Linked DNA regions of Homo sapiens: all the other regions are linked to region 2. Evidence: chromatin contacts called from ENCODE Hi-C or POLR2A ChIA-PET data. All regions are on one chromosome and are shown on one strand. The core of a region is the stretch at or near the end of the contact, and the rest is flanking DNA. Distances in the headings are between cores, read along the strand shown. Region 1 overlaps RCAN1 (regulator of calcineurin 1). Region 2 holds the start of TIAM1-AS1 (TIAM1 antisense RNA 1). Region 3 holds the start of RWDD2B (RWD domain containing 2B).

Region 1 (2,700 bases), core at 190-2,689, 3.0 Mb after region 2:
TGGGCCTGGGCAGGAACCCTGGCTGCAGTCCTTACTTGCTGGGGGTCCTCAGTCAACTGGTGGTGCTGGCCAAGATGACCACAGTGGCACTGACAGCCAGAGTCAGTTGCCTGCTAGCCATTCGGAGTGGTCAGTGCCCACGAGGTACCAGTTACTATGTGCTATGAATATTATCTCTAGACTGAATCCTATGAACTTCAGTTTCCTCATTTGCAATTTGGGAACAATCTAAGTCAAAGGTTGTTGTAGAATGTGCATAGGTAGGTGCTTTTCAGACTGTGGCTGCCACAGCAGCAGTAGCTGCCTTACTTGGCAACTTGCCAGAATTCTTGCCCTACCTATTGTGGTAGGCTGAATTCTCAAATGGCCCCCTGGTGGACAAGCTTTGCATGATCCCGGGACTCTGTGATGGATTCTGTTTCCACAGTTAGGTTATATTACCCTGGGAGATTATGTGGGGTGAACACTTAAAAGGGACCGGGTTCTTTCTGAAGTCGGAGAAAGGATGGGAGAGACATTCTCTGTTGCTGATTCTGAAGATGGAGGGGGCCATGTGGCAAGGACTGAGAGTGGCCTCAAGGAGCTAGAGTGGCCACGGGGATCTGAATGTGCTTAGAAGCAGATTCTCCGCAAGAGTCTCCAGACAGGAACGCAGCCCAGGAGAGAACCGGTTCCAGCCTTGTTAACCTTGAGCAGAGAACCCTGTTGTGCACATGGTGATTTCTGACCTACAGACCTGTCAACTAAGAAATGGGCATTGTAAGCCACTAGATTTGTAGTAATTTGTCACACAGCAATAGAAAACTAATATATATTTACTGAATCAGAAACTCTGCTGGTTTTTGTTTGTTTGTTTGAGACAGGGTCTCACTGTGTCACCCAGGCTGGTCTCAACGAGCCTTTGCTGAATCTCTTCCTTGTCAGAGGAGACTGCTGGTCCCCAAGATAGAAAGTAAAGGAGACCCAGCCCTGCTGTCAGGAAGCACCCGCCTCGGGTTGGAGTAAAAGTCACACATGGGACGGGGCTGTAAGTCTCAGCAAACAGCAGTGCGAGGGACGCACGTGGAAGAGGGGTAGTGAGGGCACCTTGTGGGCAGGAGAGCCTTTTAAAGACTGTATGACGTGAACTCCAAGATCTATCCTTGAAGGCCAGGGAGTGGTTGAAAGATGGAGCCCTCTGATTTCTGACTTCACTTCTGCAAAGCCTACTGTGTCATTTACTCCTCACCATCAGTGGAGCGAGAGCCTCTGGGACCACGTCTCCCGAGTCCCATGCCTGCCATCATGGTGCGGGCTGGACCAGCCTTCTTAGTGGGATATGTTCCCCATAGAAAGTAAACCAAGAGGCAAAAGCAAAGCAAAGCTACGAAAGCAGGCTCAGTGCCCCCGCCCCTTGTTTCAGTGTCACCTCAAGTTTGCTTCTTGCTCTCAGAGGGAGATCACAGCATTGCACAACGGGCAGTGTTGACTATTTGCTGGCCCTTGTCACCCACCCTTCCAAAACTCGGGCAGAGGACAATCTGAACACCAGTGTGACAGTTTCTAACAAAAGGCTTTGCTAGTACAGTGCCTGAGTGTGGGTGTCCACTGAAAACTAATTTCAGCCCTGACTAAGAAAGGCATCTCAGAAATGAGGAAGTGTATTTTGGGCTCCTGTGGTTTCTGATGAAAAATGCTGCAATGTGGGGCATGGGTGAAAGGGAAACACTGAGAAAATAGATGTGACCCCCAGTATGCTTCCTTGAAGAAGTGGGGGGCTGGCCAGGCCAGGCACAAAGATCCTTTGTGTTCCCTGAGCCTGTGACTTCTCCCGCTGTTTCTCAGCAGTTACACTAACGACATTGTGGAGGAAACAGCTTCTCCTTGCATGGCCCTGCCCCTTGCACTCTAGACTGTTTAGCCTCCCTGCTGGTCAGTCCCCTCTCCCTACAAATGCCAGCAGCTTTCCCCCAGTCCTTGCTGCAACCACAAAGTCTCGCAAGGATTTTCAAATGCCACTGGGAGGATAGCGGTGCCACCCATGGAGAATAATGACCCCAGGCCCTAAAATGAAACAGGTTGCTCTAACATTCGAAGAATAGCCCCAGCACACCAAATGCATTCACTTAATTTCTTGTTCAACAGAAAAGAATGACCTCTTTTAATACAGAGCTGCTTTGAAACATGTCATTTCAAACAGGTCCTAAGAAGATCCTGATATTTGTCTGTATCTTAACTGGATCTCTGTGGGTTGAAAAACGCTCATAGAAATGTTGAAGGACATCAGTCAATCTTTAATAAGATGAGATTTCTCAGAGATACAACATGCTGTTTGACCATCTGAAGGATGCTAAAAGAAAGTGATTTACTGAAATAAAATAGATAACAAACATTTCAGTGACTTAGAAAATGGCGAGAAATCACGTCAGGCAAGTTTATATTTTTGTGTTAAAAAATCCCCACCTAACAACACTCTCTTCCTTACATTTCTTCCCAGCAGGCCAAGAACTTACTAAACTCTGGCTCTAGAAGAAAATGACATTAAAATGCTGACTTTACAGGTATATAGTCTAGCATTTGTTGGCAGTTACTTATTAGTTTTTTTTTTTTTTTAGAAATGTAAAAACTATTTTCTTTGTTTCAAACGAATAGGCTCTAACTTAAAATAATTTACTTGTACAATTAAATTGTCTGAAAAACCCCAACAATGCTGTTAACACG
Region 2 (2,700 bases), core at 103-2,602:
GCCTGGACCCCAGGCTGGGACACGGGCGCCCCCGGGTGCAGGGGACCTAGAGGCGCCGTGCGCGGCGGGGGCTGGGCGCGAAGGCGCCGAGACGGCATCTTTCCCCTGCAGCATCCCGCCCCGCGGCCGGGGGGAGGGGGCGTCACCTGACAGCGCGCAACAACTTCTCCAGGTTTCGAGGGGGCAAGCGGCAGCCGCCGGGGCTGGGGGGCGCACGGCGCGCTGCTCTCGCCCAATGGCGAGGTCTGTAAACAAAAGCGGGCCCCACGCGGGTCCCCAGCCGGGTGGCGAGGGGCGCGGCGCAGCAGCATCGCAGCGGCAGAGCTGGTGAGAGGGCGAGGCGGGGACGGGATAGGGCGCGGGGACCCAGGGCACAGTCCCCGGGACCCGACCGCCCGGATGAGGCATTGTCTGCGCACCCGCAGGATTCCGCTTTTAATGCCCCCCTCCGGGGGTTCGTCGCGGGTCCCCAGCTCCGTGCGCCGGCCCCCGGGCTTTCCGCCCGGTGAGCCCGGCCCCGAGGGCGGCACGGATCGCCAAGGTGAGCGCCCAGGACGCGTCGCCGAAAAGCCAGGCCCGGAGGTGCCTAAGTCAGGGACCGAGACGCAAACATAGACACAAGGATGCACAAGCACGCCCTCCCCGAAGTTGACAAAAATCAGCCGATAAAATACAAAGTGCCGCGGCCGCCGCAGGTCAGCGCTGACCTCCTGCTGCCGAGAGGACCGAATGCCGACGTCCGGACGCTGTCATTTCCATCCAGCGAAGGCACCTGGGCTGCACGGTCTCGTCTCCCTCCTTCGCGCGAGGGATGCCTCCTCCTGCCTCTCCTCCCCGCATCTCCCCACCTCCCAAGTGTGTGAACACGAAAACAATACGTGGAAAGCCCGATCGGGGGGAGCTAGGACCCGCCGGGAGCCCCAGTGTGCGGGAGACGGGGGTCAGAACGTGCCCGGCACGGGCACCGAGGCTCCGGGCATCCTCGCCGCCGTCTCCCGGGGCGGCTCCGGCCGGACGCCCGCGCACCCCAGGCCCGCGGTACTCACCCGCGACGGTCGTCCGGGATCTCCGCGACGGGGCCGGGCACGATGCGGGGCAGCCGTGCCCCTGGGGCTGCGGGCGCCAAGGCGTCCGCGGAGCTGCAGAGCTGCGCGCCCGACGGCGGCGGCGCTGCTCTGCCGGCCGCGCTCGAACCCGCTCGTGGTCTGCCAATCGGAGCTGTCAGGGCCCCTCCGCCTGCGGCCTCGGGGGCCGGGCCGCGGGAGCCCGTGGGAAACCGAGCTCCGATTGGGCCGCCTGACAATCGCTCCGCCTCCGGCCAGCCAATCCGAGGCGGTGGATGCAGGAGCGGGGCGTTCGGAGTTGGGCTGTAGAGCGACTATGGGCGCACGCCGGGTATCCGCGCCGCAGCCAGGCTCGGAGCGCGCGGCTGGAGGGGCGCGGGCGGCGCGCGCTCCAGAGATGCCTTCCTGCGAGGCTCCGTCAGCGCGGCCCGGGGAGATCGCCCGCAGGCAGCGGAGGCGCGGCGGGCCGGGGGACGACCAGGGAGCCCCTAACAAAGCAGCTTTGGGAGGGCCGGAGGCCTCTGCCTCCCTCGGCGATAGGTCCGCGAAGCTGCCTGTCATCTCGCATAGGTGGAGGTGGCCAATGGCGTGCACAGACGGAGCTCTAGTTGGCGCGCGCGCGCGGCTCGGCATCGGTGGGATTGGTCGGAGGTAAAGGATTTTCCTGCCACCTAAGGCGGAGAGGAAGGGGGATCGAAACGGGGGAGGCGAAGAGTCAAAAAATGTTGTGCCTGGGACAAGTGGTCTGGCGCGGGAGGCGTGTGCCTGGCTCTAGGGGGAGACAGGAACTTTTTTACGAGAGAAAAAAATCCTAACGCAATCCCTTCCCGTGGATGCTAGAGGATGTTAGACCCTGAGCAGCCTCCAGGTAGGGCATGGTGGCCTTCACCAGAGTCCAGGACTCCCAGGGTTCACTTACCGTGCCCAGCAAGCGAACTTGGAATAACAGCGTGGGGTTTGGGCCTTACGCTTACCTGCTGGGCAGAGTAAGTGACTCGGGCAGGGTTCACGCAGACCTCCTGGGCTCCTCTGTAAAATCCGGAAACTACAGTTGCAGTTTACCTCTCGCAAGGTTGTGGAGAACGCGGAAACGGAGACGCTGGCGGTACAGCCTCGAGCGAAACCTTTCCCTACACGAGGCCGGAGCTTCCTCCTCTCCTGAAGAGCTCTAGACTTCCCCATTTACAACAAAGGCTGGGATGTATGTTCCTTACACCTTGATTCCATACACACGTGTTCGCCCCGGGAGCTGGGAAGGTCTGCGCTCCCGGGGTGATCTTGTTGAAAACAAAAAGAATTGCCCACGCTGTGGAAGATAAACCTAAACCGGAAAATTGAAAGTCATCCCTGATTCCTCCTTCTTCTTAACCCTCTCCCATCCATTTTTGTTAACCTCCCAAACCCATTCCTCCCATCCTGTCTCACCTGGACCTCAGTAAAGGGCTCCCATCGTCCTTCTGTCCCAGGCCTTGCCCCCTGAAATCTGTTCTCCACTTTGCAGAATGATCCTTCTAAGCAGAAAAATCTCATTTTGCGCTCCCAACTCTGGGTCTCTTTTCTTTCCCCAGAACACGTCAACCCCCAGCCCCTCCCTTCACTTCACTAATTCCTACCCTTCTTCAGATCCCAGCTTGGC
Region 3 (2,700 bases), core at 167-2,666, 2.5 Mb before region 2:
TGTGGGGCAGTTTATGTTGGGACTAGTAAAGCATGGCCAGAATTTTGAATTTTATCCCGACTGACATGTAAGAGCTACAAGAGAGGTTTGACTTATGAAGATCCCCACACTTGCTGCTATGGAGAAAAGTGAAAGGAAAAGTGGGGTGACCAGATATAGACACCGCAATAACTAGGGAGAGATGATGGTGGCTTTGATAGGATTATAGTGGTCAAGTTGGTGAGCTTCAGGTTCTGGATACATGCAGAGAACAGAGGCAACAGGATTTACAGATGAATTACATGAGACACGGAAGAATGACTCCGGGGCTTTAAGGTACTGAAAGTATGGATCTGCCATTTATTTAGACGTTGATGGTCATGGGGAGCTGAAGCTTGGTTTTAGACACAAGTAATGAAGTGCCTACTAAGACACCTGTTAAATAGAGAGGTCTAGCAGGCAGTTAGATGTATAGTTTTGAAGTCTACGAGAGACTCAGCTAGATATATAATCTTGGGAGTCAACACTTATTTGGAACTATATATTTGTTTAAAGTCTCCCAGGGAGTGAGTAAAGTTGGGAGAGGGTGCTATTGAATTGGAGGTATCGAAGATGAAATGGGATTAGCAAAGAAGAACGGGACGGAGGGACTCTTGAACGGACAACTACGGGAGTGATGTCACAGGTCATTTATCTGCCAAATTATTTTCGCTTAAGAGATTTCAGTCCTTCCAAAAAACCCTCAAGATAATTTTATGATTCAAGATTTCAGCGAATGCTGTAAGATAATAGACTGTGGCCGGGCGCGATTGCTCACGCCTGTAATCCCAGCACTTTGGGAGGCAGAGGAAGGGGGACTGCTTGAGCCCAGGAGTTCAAGATCAGCCTGGGTAACATAGTAAGAGCTCGCCTTTATTATTTTTTTAAAAAATAAAATATATTTAAGAGAACGCAGACTGAAACTTGAGATTTCTGAGTGGAATAATATCTTTTCCTTGCAGATTTTTTTTTGAAGAACAGAGCAGGGTACCCCGCGACCCAAGCCAAGACGCTCTCAGGAAGAAAGCCCAGCACGCAGCCGCCCTCGCACCCTGATTGCCCCCGGGGCGAGGTCCCCGGCTGGAGCAGGGCTGCAGAAGCCGGGAAGCAACGCCGAGGACCGAGCCGACCGATGGGCGCATGCAGTGAGGGGAACCGGGGCCGCCATGCCGGGCACGTTCCCAAAGGGTTGCACTGGGCGCTGCAGCGTGGGAAACCCCCGTGGCGGTCACCACTGGCGCTAGCTGAGGCGAGACTCACCTTGAGCCGTGGCCCCCTCACTGCTGTAACCCGGGTTCCATGGCTGCATGGACAGCTCAATTTTCATCAGAAGGGAGCCTCAAAATTCTAGCATACTGCGACCCAAAACTTACAAACCGCCTCAGCTGGCGACCTACCGGAAAAAAAAAAAAAAAGCATGCGGCGCATGCGCGTCCAAGGCCGCGGACCGGAAGCTGGGGCTCGCCTGTTGGGAGCCGCGTCCGCCGGTGTTGGTGTCTGCACTTGGAAGGACGTAGGGAATGCGTTGTCCCTGCTAGGTACTTTTCAGTCGCAGAGTTCTCTTCTTCTTCTTTCTTTCTTCCTTTTTTTTTTTTTTGAGACGGAGTCTCGCTGTGTCTCTCAAGCTGGAGTGCAGTGGCGCGATCTCGGCTCACTGCAGCCTCCGCCTCCTGGGTTCAAGCGATTCTCCTGCCTCAGCCTCCCGAGTAGCTGGGATTACAGGCGCCCACCACCATGCCCAGATAATTTTTGTATTTTTCAGTAGAAATGGGGTTTCACCATGTTGGCCAGGCTGGTCTCGAACTCCTGACCTCAGGTGATCCACCGGCCTCGGCCTCCCACAGTGCTGGGATTACAGGCCTGAGCCACCGTGCCCGGCCGGAGTTTTTCTACTTAATACCTCTCCATGCCAACCCCGTTGTCATTTCCCAGCGGCCGCCTCTATAACGGGCACTTTTCAGGGACAAAGAATTGGTCCGTTAATGTTCCTCAAATTCGAACGCGCCTAGGAATAGTTCGGGGATCCTGTTGAAGTGCAGATCAGGATTCCGTAGGTAGGGGTGGGGTTCCAAATTCTACATTTCTAGTATCTTCCCACACGATGGTGATCCTCCTTGTCCCTGAATCATGGAGGAGGGCAATTAGGGAGATGTGAGCCTGGATGCATGGTGGCCTTGGCTATCTTAGGTGTTCTTGCCCATTAACCAAGCTGGGAGGAACCGTGTGAATGCATATCTATCCCTGTTAATAAAAGGGTAGTTTGAAGGAGATGCTGACAGGAGAATAATTAGAAATGTTTTTCTTCCCAATCCAACTATATGCAATACACTTTATAATATTCATTTTAGAAATGTCATAGATAAGATTTGTAAACATTGACATTTAGCAATACTAAATATCACTGCTAGGTCTCCCCTCCACTTTTTTTTTTTAAACAAAAATACGACAGTATGTATTGTAGGTCTTCATAAACTACGTCTTCTGCATAGTGTTTCATGAGCGTTTTTCAATGTCATAATTTATTTTTTCCTCCAACATTTATTATGAAAAAATTCAAGTGTAAAGCGAAGTCGAGAGAATTTTACAGTGGAGCAGACCTCAAGAGAAGGGGAAGGATGGATTTCCCCTCTATTTAGCAGTGTCTGAAGACATTTTGGGTTGTCACAACTGGAAGGATGGTAT

Evidence for each region. Hi-C counts contacts between places; a loop is a spot of excess contacts on that map. ChIA-PET counts read pairs that join two places held with the same protein, here RNA polymerase II (POLR2A). Pooled maps may share reads with other maps.
Region 1: a map with no recorded cell type shows a loop between it and region 2 (5-fold over the local background). The contact joins the enhancer-like site here to the promoter of TIAM1-AS1 in region 2. A Hi-C loop is called at or near these places in 1 of 37 single-sample maps with no recorded cell type. POLR2A ChIA-PET finds 5 or more read pairs at or near these places in 1 of 52 experiments (T-cell).
Region 3: a pooled map shows a loop between it and region 2 (7-fold over the local background). The contact joins the promoter of RWDD2B here to the promoter of TIAM1-AS1 in region 2. A Hi-C loop is called at or near these places in 6 of 50 pooled maps. POLR2A ChIA-PET finds 5 or more read pairs at or near these places in 3 of 52 experiments (HEK293, WTC11 and activated CD4-positive, alpha-beta T cell).

What each region holds. Positions count from the first base shown.
Region 1 is chr21:34,543,797-34,546,496 of GRCh38, forward strand. All of the region lies in intron 1 of RCAN1 (regulator of calcineurin 1), which reads right to left. Among named protein-coding and RNA genes, the nearest start is that of KCNE1, 33 kb to the left of the region's middle. RefSeq lists an enhancer at 1-2,700 and a silencer at 241-390. Within about 2 kb of position 1,440, at least 24 of the 41 ENCODE cell types and tissues checked have a DNase peak (open chromatin) inside an H3K27ac peak, as active enhancers do.
Region 2 is chr21:31,557,881-31,560,580 of GRCh38, forward strand. It overlaps TIAM1-AS1 (TIAM1 antisense RNA 1), which reads left to right and starts at 1,353. Exons shown (of 2, transcript NR_171013.1): 1 at 1,353-1,715; 2 at 2,137-2,607. It also overlaps a transcript of TIAM1 not described here. RefSeq lists enhancers at 1-166, 980-1,792 and a silencer at 1,072-1,701.
Region 3 is chr21:29,017,933-29,020,632 of GRCh38, forward strand. RWDD2B (RWD domain containing 2B) reads right to left here and starts at 1,417. Exons shown (of 5, transcript NM_016940.3): 1 at 1,279-1,417. The coding sequence starts at 1,345. It overlaps LOC124905005 (a long non-coding RNA gene), which reads left to right. Exons shown (of 2, transcript XR_007067836.1): 1 at 1-315; 2 at 981-2,700. RefSeq lists an enhancer at 1,258-1,507.